Linked DNA regions of Homo sapiens: regions 1, 2 and 3 are each linked to region 4. Evidence: chromatin loops called from intact Hi-C (ENCODE). Cell type or tissue: psoas muscle. All regions are shown on one strand. Region 1 has its middle 10 kb from the start of HSD52. Region 2 overlaps FGGY (FGGY carbohydrate kinase domain containing). Region 3 has its middle 58 kb from the start of HSD52. Region 4 overlaps FGGY-DT (FGGY divergent transcript).

Region 1 (2,500 bases), 130 kb before region 4:
AAAATTTTTAATTTAATATTTTGTTTTGTTTTTTCATTATTTTGTCTGAAGGTAAGGCACTGAAGTTTCTGTGAAGGGTAATTTCTCAATCCATTCATTTGTCTGAAAAGGTTTGGGGCAGGAAGTAAGATTCCCGGAAGTTTTTAAGCACAGAGAGGATGGGAGGTAGAAGGGAGCTGTTCCAGGAAGATTGCTCCTGCCAGCTGGAGAGAGAGTGCATAAGTTGTCCTCGCAGTCTCTGTGTATTCATGTAGTCTATGCTCATCAGCAGGGCTATTAGCATTTGAGTCTAAGCCAGTCTTTCTGTGGCATCTTGCAGGACTCTGGGTTTAATGCAACTTCTCCTGCCATTGTGCCCTTTGTAATCTATGCCTTTTTTGTGTGAATTTCTCCACGAAAGGAACTAGATTTCCACTTAGTGAGAGAAATGGCTGTCTCAGATATCTCACTGACCTTTTCAATACAATATTTCCTCAGAGTAGAGAATACCAAAATTCTACGGAAAAGGCCCAAGCCCCAAAACACTAGGAGGACAATGCGTTTTTTTTGTTGTTGTTTTAAATGAGACTATGATATTCAAGGACCCCTTGGACCCTTCTACAAAGCCAGCTGTTGGGCTCGTCCAGGATGGGTGGGACTCAGGGAATGAGCCTCACAGGAATTAAAGGCATGAAGAAGTAGCCCCTGGGAGGATTGTAGTGATGACACATATAAAACCTCAGGGACATCAACCACAGAGCAACATCAAGAGATGGCCCCAATACCTGTTTGAGGCTGGAAATCAGAATGAGGAAGAAAACCACCATGACAGGGCATCCATTACATGCACAGCATTGTATGGCAGGGGCTATTGTAGCTCATGCAGACTGGGCATGAAACAGTTAAGCTGTCAAATCCTGAACTTCTGCAGCCACCGGGAATATTTGATGTTACTGCACAGGAAGCATAACCTAGAGTGAATAATTCCCGCACAGCAGGGGAGCCTTTTTTCAGGTTGAACCCCGTCTGGAAGCTGCTCTTTTCTTGTCAGAGAGCCAGGGGCAATAGCTATTGCCCGAGTCTCCCAACCCTGCCCTTCCCCCACCAAGAACACAGCAAAGGCAGCTCAGCTCCCATGGAAACTCACGGGCAAGAGTAGAGATCCAGAGAGCTACTACTAAGCTTTTTGCACAATGGAGGGAAACAAACCTTCTTGTTAGCTGTTGATGACCATCTGTATCTTAAGCCCCTGCGGACAGAGAGACTGGGAATTCTCTACCATTGCTTTAAAAAACAACACACATTTTTTAATGACCATTTTGGTTTTGTTTTTGTTTTCTGTCTGAGCAAGATATAAACAAGGAGGGACTCAGAAAGGGATGAGGGCAGTGGGAAAAAACAGGATGTCCAAAGAAGAGGAGCCTCAGATCAGAGGGTTCCTGAATCCCTGGTGAGAGACTGGTACCACAGCAGGTAGTATTGGGGTATGGTATTATTGGGGTGTGTCAGGTGTGTTTGTGTATAATAAACCTCTTTCAAAAAGTGTATTTAAGGCTGGGCATGGTGGCTAATGCCTGTAATCCCAGCACTTTGGGAGACCGAGGCAGGCGGATCACTTGAGGTCAGGAGTTCAAGATCAGCCTGGACAACACGGTGAAACCCTGTCTCTACTAAAAATACAAAAATTAGCCAGGCATGCTAATTTTTAATTAATTAATTTTTAATAGGTGGCACACTCCTGTAGTCCCAGCTACTGGGGAGGCTGAGGCAGGAGAATCGCTTGAACCTGGGAGGCAGAGGTTGTGATCTTGGCAGTGAGCCAAGATCATGCCATTGCACTGCAGCCTGGGTGACAAGAGCAAAACTCCATCTCAAAAAAAAAAAAAAAAAAAAAAAGAAAAAGAAAAAAAAAGAAAAGTGTATATATTGTATGTACAAAAGGGAAGAAGAGAGAAAATAGGAAATAATAAGCACGATGCCACTCTAGATATTTTACATGATTAACTGGCATTGAAGGGATTCTAATCATTCTTACATTTGTTAAAGAAGAGTGTTTCACTTATTTTTTATAGAAATACTAGGAGGTGGGTTCACTAGGTCCACTTTACAGACAAGTTACCTTAAAGCTTAGGAACATTAACTGAGTTGCTCAAGGAGACATAATTTATCAAGTAGTGGAGCTAGAATTCATGTCCAGATATACCTGATCATTTCCAAACTTGTGCCCTGTCTACTAAACCACGTGTACCTCCTTCATATGTGTTCTAATTTGTAGAATATCCTCTTTGAGAAAAGGAAGCAAATTCCAAAGGGAAGAGCTAGAACCAATAATAATAATAAAATGAAACTACCAAATGTAGATAAAAGGGACAAAATATTTGAAGAAGCAAAGAAGAAATGTAGATGGCAAACAAGCACTGAAAGGATGTCCAACATCATTATTCATTAGAAAAACACCAGTTAAAATCACAATGAAATACCTCTGCACACTTGCTAAAATGGCTAACATTAGAAAGACTAA
Region 2 (2,500 bases), 140 kb after region 4:
CTGTTTCTTTTGGTTTCCTTGAGCATGTCAAGTTCTTTTCTGGCCTATGTTCTTTGAATTTACTGTTCCCTTTGACAGACATTCTTTTCCTCTGGCTCTTTTCATTTTTCAGAAAATCAGCTGACTCCTTACCCTGTGGTGGTATTGGAGCCAAATAATGGAATTGATTTTTCAGTGTTTATTCCACATAATTCCAAGGAATATGATTTTAAGAGTGTTCACAATTCATATTTTTTTTTAATTTTTGAAATTGAATAAGTTTCAAATACGAAAATTTAGGAACATGATACAAAACTTTTCTCTGTGCACCACTGGAGTACTGCTTTTGAAATCAATTCTCTCTGTCCTGGATTACCCTTAGAGCTCCTGTCTCCTGCATGGAGGAGGGTGGAGGGCATTTAACATGTCCATCTCTCACCCCATTCTACCTGAGCTTCCAGCACCACCACCTCTGGGCAGTTCCGCTTTTAGTCAGCAGCTCCCAGTTCCCATAATTTTGACTTCTGTCCTTGCTAGTCCAGAAGAAATGGCTCTTCTGGGATTGAATTCCTCCCTTTCCCCAGCAGAAATGGATTGGGGCAGAGGAATTGCGGAGCTCCATGGCATAGAGGGTCCTGGAAGGCTTGTCATTAGGGTATCCAGGGTGGGAAGGGGAGTGAAGGGAGGGGAAGGAGGAAGGAATTGAGTTGGGAAGAGTCAAGGAGGATGAATGAAGTTGCTGACTGATGTCTGGAATAACATTATTTCACCCTCAAAAATACCAGTAATTCAGGACTGAAAAATAAATTTCACAATATGTTTTAATTTCAAAAAGTGATAGTGTATTTGACATTCTTATCCAGCCTGGTCTCACCTCAGGAGTTCCCCCATTGGAGAGGCCATCCCTGAATTTCTAACTCACAGGCCTCCCCTACGTTAATATATTTATGTCCTCCTGGCCCTTGTTTACTTTTTACTTGTTTACTTTTGCTTTTGTTTACTTGTTTACTTTTGCTCCATGAAGTCAGGGACCTGCCTGCTTGCTCCGCAATCCCTAGAACTGTGTCTAGAACCTTAGTTGGTTGCAGTAAATATTTGTTGAATGGATGGATGAGATGGTTGTAGCAATCTAAGTTGCTTTGGATGAGATTAACACTGAAAAAAAAAAAAAAACTGGTTGCCTGCAATTCTGTCAGCCAGTCCAGGCAATGCTAATACAGCTTTGATTATTATGATCATGATTATTATTTTGTTTTGAAACCTTTTTCAGAGGCCAAGCATGCTGGGGACTTGAGGGACATAAAAATCTTTCAACTGATTATGCCACCTGCAAACAGGATAAGCCTGACTTTCTACCTCACCCACCTCTTGCTATCACAGATATGAATCAACGAACACACAAAAAAGGTTTTCAATTCTCCCTTTGGAAAGAGGGCACATTTAATATTCTGAGTCAGGCAAGGAAAGACTCTAGCCACAAAGACAGCTGGGAACTCAGGTCCATAGCAGGCACCCAGGACGGAGGTGAAGAGAAGGCGCCTCCCTGTCTGGTGACAGCAGCTGGGGCCCTTGCTGCCTCCCTCCCCACAAAAATCCAGTTGGGACCAGTGCATGCTGGGAATCTGCCTGCCTGACAGAAACAGATGGCCTCAGGTGGTGACTGATCTCTTGGTGACACTAACTGCATAGCTGCTGCTTTACTCATGACCGAATGAGACACGAGATGGCGGAGGTAAGAGTTGGTTACCTTGCCGTCTCCTCCTCAGCTGAAATGACTCACATTGCTGTAGCTTAAATTTCAGTCCAGGCTCTCTGGACTCGGGGAATTTCTTTTTGCTCATGCTCCTGAGAACCAGAGTTCTCCAGGAACATCTGTAGTCTCTGTCTTCAATCAAAGCATTTGAGAGATGCTTTATTTTTCCCCTTTCCTCTGTACCTGTCACAGAAGGGGGCCTGTCTGAATAAGATGGCACATAATCTGCTGAGTGCAGCAACCCCTCTGTGCAGCCTTGAGGAAGAAGACAAGGCAGTCAAAGTACCTTCCATCATTTCCTGGAAAATGTGTCGGTAGCTTGGAGAGGCAGAGTGGGAGATGGAAGTAACACTGCATGAGGAGTTAGGTGGTCTATGTTCAGGGGCCAGGGTTGTCACTTACTAGATAGGGGACCTTTAGCCAGTCACTTAACTCCAATGGCCTTCTGCTTCATATCATCTCTTATGTAGGGTGGTGGGACTGGATTAAGGACAGCAGATAGATTAGCTGTCAGTCTTACTGATTGGAAGTTGCTGTCCAGAGTACAGTATGGGGGATGGCTGGGAAGCCCATCTCAGCTAAGTGAGAAAGAGCAGTCAACTATTGGTATTTGCCAAGTGTGTGACAGTGGCACATCTGCCTGCTATTATGAGACTTGATGGTCATTTCTGCCTCTGTGGTTTTATGATTCCAAGTGTCCTGCAAGTGATTCTAGAGGGATCATGAAACATTTTCTGGTCTTAATAATTACTCAGGGATCTATTAACA
Region 3 (2,500 bases), 86 kb before region 4:
AATGAGAAGATTCCATGAGATGACTCTAGCAGATCCATTTCAGAAAATACTCTGCGTGTGAAGTTATTACAAGGAACTTGGCAGGCACACTCCCCTTCACCTATGGGGCTTTTCTTTTTTCTTCCATGAGAGCTTCTACCCAGATATGCAGATAGAAGAAATGTATTGGTCCCAAAGACAACAATGTCTGTGAAGCAGGATTCAAAGAGATGAAGGGAGGGGAGAACAAGCCTTTCAAATTATAGCAAGTGGGTGGTCTTCAACTGCTTTTACTTCTTTTTAAAATTCCAGATCATACTGGGGTAACCTATTAGAAAGAACCCTGTCCTGGAATCCTGGAAAAGAGGCCCTGCTAGGAGCTGACCTTGGACAAATCACTCCCTTCTCTGAACCTCACTGTTCAGGGGGCTGAGAACAGAGGGTCCCTAAGGAAGAGTGTTGTATGAGAACAGTCTCCGCTCTTGACCCAAGCAAACCTGGCTTCAAATCTCAACTCCTGTGGCTGACTAGCTGTATGACCTTGACCTTTCTCAGTTTCCTCATCTATAAAGCAGGATTAATAAAAGGTACCTATCTAATATGACTGTTCTGAGAATAAAATGAAATAAACTACATAGGTGATTTGACATTGTGCTTGGTTTACAGTAGGTGTTTAATAAAAGGAAATTGCTATATTATTAAAACTGTCATCATCATTATTGTTGTTAGTCTATAACTGTTGGAATTTCAAAAAGGCTCTACTCCTGAGTTTTTTGTGCTCTTTAAGTTGAGGTCAGTCTCAGCAAGGTGTGTTCTGAATGGCTACATTCTCCCCAAGGGTCACACACCACCACCAGAGAGGGTGTGCATCCCATCTGGTGCACAACTTAAGAAGGGAAATCATGCCTTCCTGTGTCCTTTCTCCAGAGCCTCCTGTCTTCCTCCTAGCATTGCTCTGCTGGCCCAGGTTTAAGAGCTGGAGCTGCTGTGCTATGGGCTTACACTGGTCAGGCAGCCAGGAGGAAGAGGAAACCAGAATAAACATGTTTTGCAAGACCAAGTCTGGTTTAAATGAAAGCAATTCTAAATAAGGACAATACAGTCTTATAGAGCCAGTGCCTGGGCCGCCTGTTGGCAGTTTCCTCTACAGAGGGGTTTGCCATGGAAAACCAAAGGTCAGACTGATAAGCTGAAACTGCCTGCAGCCAGGCTGGCAGGAGGCTCATGACAAGACCTCCTCATCCAGCATTTGAATCCATCCCAGGCCAGAGGATGTGATTACAGAGGCAGGGAATCCAAGGACCCAGTCTGGCCTCCAATCCTAGCTCCTCACTCACTCTCTATTGTAAACTAAGGCAATGATAAACATTGCCTATCTATCAAAAAAGAAGAAAAAAGAAAATTGTTCTGGGTTCCTATGAAAATAAAAAGAGATATTATGTCAACGTGGTTATAAACTGTAAAGTGATTAGCAAAGCTCAAGAGTTAGAAATAGGTTTTAATAGTTCCCCTGCCTGCTAGCTGTGTGACCCTGGGCAAGTCCATTTATTTTTCTGAAACTCAATTTCCTGTTTTGTGTGTTTCATATTTGTCCTGAATTCTAATGATTCCAGGATTCATCAAAACAGGAAAGTATAATAACTTGGTTTGTTAGTTTCCTGTGGCTGCTGTAACAAATTACCACAAACTTGTTGGTTTAAAACAATAGAAATGTATTCTCTCATTGTTCTGGAGACCAGAAATCAGTTTCACTAGTCCAAAATGAGAGTGTCTTCCCAGATACTCTAGGGGAAAATCTGTGCCTTGCCTTTCCCAGCTTCTGGTGGCTGCCAGCATTTCTTGGCTTGTGGCTGCATCACTTTGACCTCTATCTCCATGTTCAAGCTGTTTTCTCTTCTGTGTGTAGTCAAGTCTCCTTCTGCCTCTCCCATATAAAGACAATTGTGATTTCATTTAGGACCAATCTGGGTGATCCAGAACTAACTCCTCATCTCAAGACCCTTAACTTAAATCTACAAAGTCTTTGCTAACAAGGTAACTTACAGGTCCCACAGATTAGGACTTGATATCTTGGAGTTCCATTATGCACCCTTAATGAACTTTCCTTTGATTATTAAAGAGATGGAGAGTCTCAGAAGGATCTCATCATTTAAAAAAATCTCGAGATGGAAGCTGAGAATCAGGAAGGGACTATTGAAGCATGTCAGAAATAATGTTGAAATTCTTTATATTATCATGCCTTGAAGAGAACCCCATCTTAGTTATCTCTTTATCCCAACCAAGAGACCTAGCAGAAATACTCAAAAAATAAATGAATGGATGTATGGAAATATATGCATATATTTGCACTTCATCTTGAGTATGGCAGAGTGGTTGTGTAAACAGATTGAAATTAGATGACCTGAGTGAAACCCTTGCTAGTTGTAAGACTTTTGACAAGTTATTTAATCTGAGAGGCTTTAGTGTTCTCCCATATAAAATAAAAATAATTGTATGATCTACCTGATAGAATTTTGCAAGG
Region 4 (2,500 bases):
GGGGTTTCACCTTGTTAGTCAGGATGGTCTCGATCTCCTGACCTCATGATCCACCCGCCTCGGCCTCCCAAAGTGCTGGGATTACAGGCGTGAGCCACCGCGCCCGGCCAAAAATCATAAACTTTTAAATCATGATATAAATTTAAAACAAAACTAATTATAATGTTCAGATCATGGAAAGACCTGCTACTATTATGTCCGAGCATACTCCTCACTGTCATTTTATTTCTATATATTGTCATCAAGTATCTGATTGATTAATGAAAGAAACATGAATCCTTGAAACAAGCAAATTCATTTTCTCTTTTAATAGTAGAACACAAGCCAGATGAAATCTTTTTTTAAAGACTCTGTCATATAAAACTGACAAAAGTAAAGTTGTTCTGGTTAAAGATGCATGTGTGTATATATATATCTGTGTATGTGCATATATTTGTATGTGTGTACATATGTATCTATGCGGTCTGAGTACCTATGTGTATGTGTGTCTACATACAATTGTGTATGTTTATACATGTGTGGTATAAAGTGAATGAGACTGTATATTTACATATATGTGTGTATAAGTGTGTGTCTATATCTCTATGTGACTGTATTTGCGTCTGTGTCTATATCTCTATGTGCTACATTGTGGCTTAATTTGCATTTGTGTGTCTGTGTGTGTTTGTGTGTGTGTGTAGTGTAAGTATGGGTTTGTGCCTGTGTTTGTGTCTGTGTGCTCTGCGTTTGTGTCTACATGTGACTTTGTGCAAACATGTATGTGCCTGTGTTGTATGTGTATGCCTGTAGGTATATTTGTGTGGCTGTATGTGTGCATGTGTTGATGTGTCTGTGGTTGATGGTAGGGAGAAGGGTAAAGCTACACTATCCTATTCTGTACTTGGTGCAAATTATGAAAAGTGCCCTCTCTGGTAGGACAGAGCAGCCTCACAGGCAAAGGGATTGGCCAGCAGACTGGGGACTGGGTTTCAGTCCCCACTGGCCCCCTCATCTGGTATCTTAGAGCAGAGAGCAACTTGGTGAACATGAGGGGTATTTTGGAAGACCTGAAGTCCATTCCGTCTCTCCTTTGTTGTGCAGGCACCTTCCCATAGAACTCAGTCTGAAAACTGATATTCTCTAATTGTCCCAAAATGACACGATTCCAGAGGTGTTCATGGCAGAGTTCCTCTACCTGAAGTCCAGGAACTGCAGAGCCTCCAGGGGGCTCCTTCTTTGACTCAGCCTCAGGCCTTCAGCATGACTTCCCGCAGGTAGACCTTCTCTCACCTCCCTTTTTGGAAAGCTCAAGCCAGAGAGTCCTGCCTTAGTGTCCTACGGCCTTAGGCTCGCTTCTGCCACCTGTGGCCTTGTTGTGGAAAACACGTGTTGAGGTTTAGGGTTGCATATTGCCATGGCTCATTACATGGTTTGCAGTTTTTAAAAAATGACTCATGACTAAGAGGCTGTGGGGTTGTGATTGGGTGGCGTTAGTGGAGAAAGATATGGATGGCGTGGGACTAGTTTAGATGGAGAGTGAGGTCTTGGAGCCGGAAGTGGATGAGCAGTTCAAATGTGGAAGAGAAAACTGGTGCTGCATGTTGGCTCTAGAGGGATCATTAGGATTTAGATTCCTTTGAAGCCTTCATATCCAATATGAGCTGCCCACTTCAGCTTCTCAGCAGAAACTCCCTCTTCAGCAGTCTGACTTGTAGTGTCTTGTGATAGATGACCTTGGGCAAGTTGCTCAACCTTTGTAAGCCTCTGTTTCTTCAGTAATAGCCCCTATTTACTCATGTGGGTGGTTAGGAGGAATAATGACATAGTCTATGTGATGACCTGGGAGCACAGGGCTCAGTGAATATTGTTGCAGCCTTTTCTCCCCTTTCGCTATACCCTCTTCTTCCACCTCTGGATGCCCATAGCACTTCATCTGCCCGTAGTACAGCATCCAGCTCTGGCCTAGCACTTGGCAAGTGCTCAGTAGTCAGTAGATATTTGTTGAGTGAAGAGTTAAAAGAAGTCAGGCAGGCAAACGGAGGGAAAATAGTAAGTAGCAGACAAGTAATAAAGTAAGTTGAAACATTTTCCCACCTTTGGAAATGAACTAATAGCATCCTTTGATATGAAAGTTGAACAAACAATGATTTTGTATCTGTAAAATGTAGCTGTAGGTGATGGTCAGGGTAGGGAGCTCAGTAGGCACTTCTGATTGCTGGTTTCCTGTTTGTGATCATCTGTCAGGTCTACAGTGGACCACTTCAGTTTTCCCTTTGATATGACAGGGTGAATTTGGAAGAGAGAGAGTGTCTGTATGTAATGGCACCTGTTCCTGCCAGAGGGTCAAGTTTCAGAGAGGCTTAAAGGAATCTAAATGGCGAAAGAAAGAAAGGAAGAAAGATAGGAGAAAACAAATCTTATTAGTAATGAGAGATGCAGTAGGCAGGTAAGGGCTGTCATCACCATAATTATATACCAGGTATTAATCACTGCTATTATAGAGCACAATGCTAGTTGCTGA

What was found. A loop is a pair of places that touch in the nucleus more often than their neighbours do. Peaks named below come from ENCODE experiments on the same cell type or tissue, not always from the same donor. Only the 100,000 strongest peaks of a DNase experiment are listed, where the experiment ranks them.
Region 1: a loop joins it to region 4, with 3 times the contacts of the local background. A loop is called at or near these places in 51 of 110 quality-filtered maps.
Region 2: a loop joins it to region 4, with 2.2 times the contacts of the local background. A loop is called at or near these places in 10 of 110 quality-filtered maps.
Region 3: a loop joins it to region 4, with 3.0 times the contacts of the local background. A loop is called at or near these places in 4 of 110 quality-filtered maps.

Annotation. Positions count from the first base shown.
Region 1 is chr1:59,156,008-59,158,507 of GRCh38, forward strand. No RefSeq gene overlaps it. Among named protein-coding and RNA genes, the nearest start is that of HSD52, 10 kb to the left of the region's middle. In psoas muscle, no CTCF peak of the experiment used is centred here; no DNase peak of the experiment used is centred here; H3K27ac peaks cover 952 bases.
Region 2 is chr1:59,425,722-59,428,221 of GRCh38, forward strand. All of the region lies in intron 5 of FGGY (FGGY carbohydrate kinase domain containing), which reads left to right. Among named protein-coding and RNA genes, the nearest start is that of FGGY, 130 kb to the left of the region's middle. In psoas muscle, no CTCF peak of the experiment used is centred here; a DNase peak (open chromatin) is centred at 1,560; H3K4me3 peaks cover 358 bases; H3K27ac peaks cover 2,500 bases.
Region 3 is chr1:59,203,120-59,205,619 of GRCh38, forward strand. No RefSeq gene overlaps it. Among named protein-coding and RNA genes, the nearest start is that of HSD52, 58 kb to the left of the region's middle. In psoas muscle, no CTCF peak of the experiment used is centred here; a DNase peak (open chromatin) is centred at 1,002; H3K27ac peaks cover 1,406 bases.
Region 4 is chr1:59,289,020-59,291,519 of GRCh38, forward strand. It overlaps FGGY-DT (FGGY divergent transcript), which reads right to left. Exons shown (of 2, transcript XR_001738089.2): 2 at 277-2,500. Among named protein-coding and RNA genes, the nearest start is that of FGGY-DT, 6.3 kb to the right of the region's middle. In psoas muscle, a CTCF peak has its summit at 1,342; a DNase peak (open chromatin) is centred at 1,332; H3K27ac peaks cover 1,766 bases.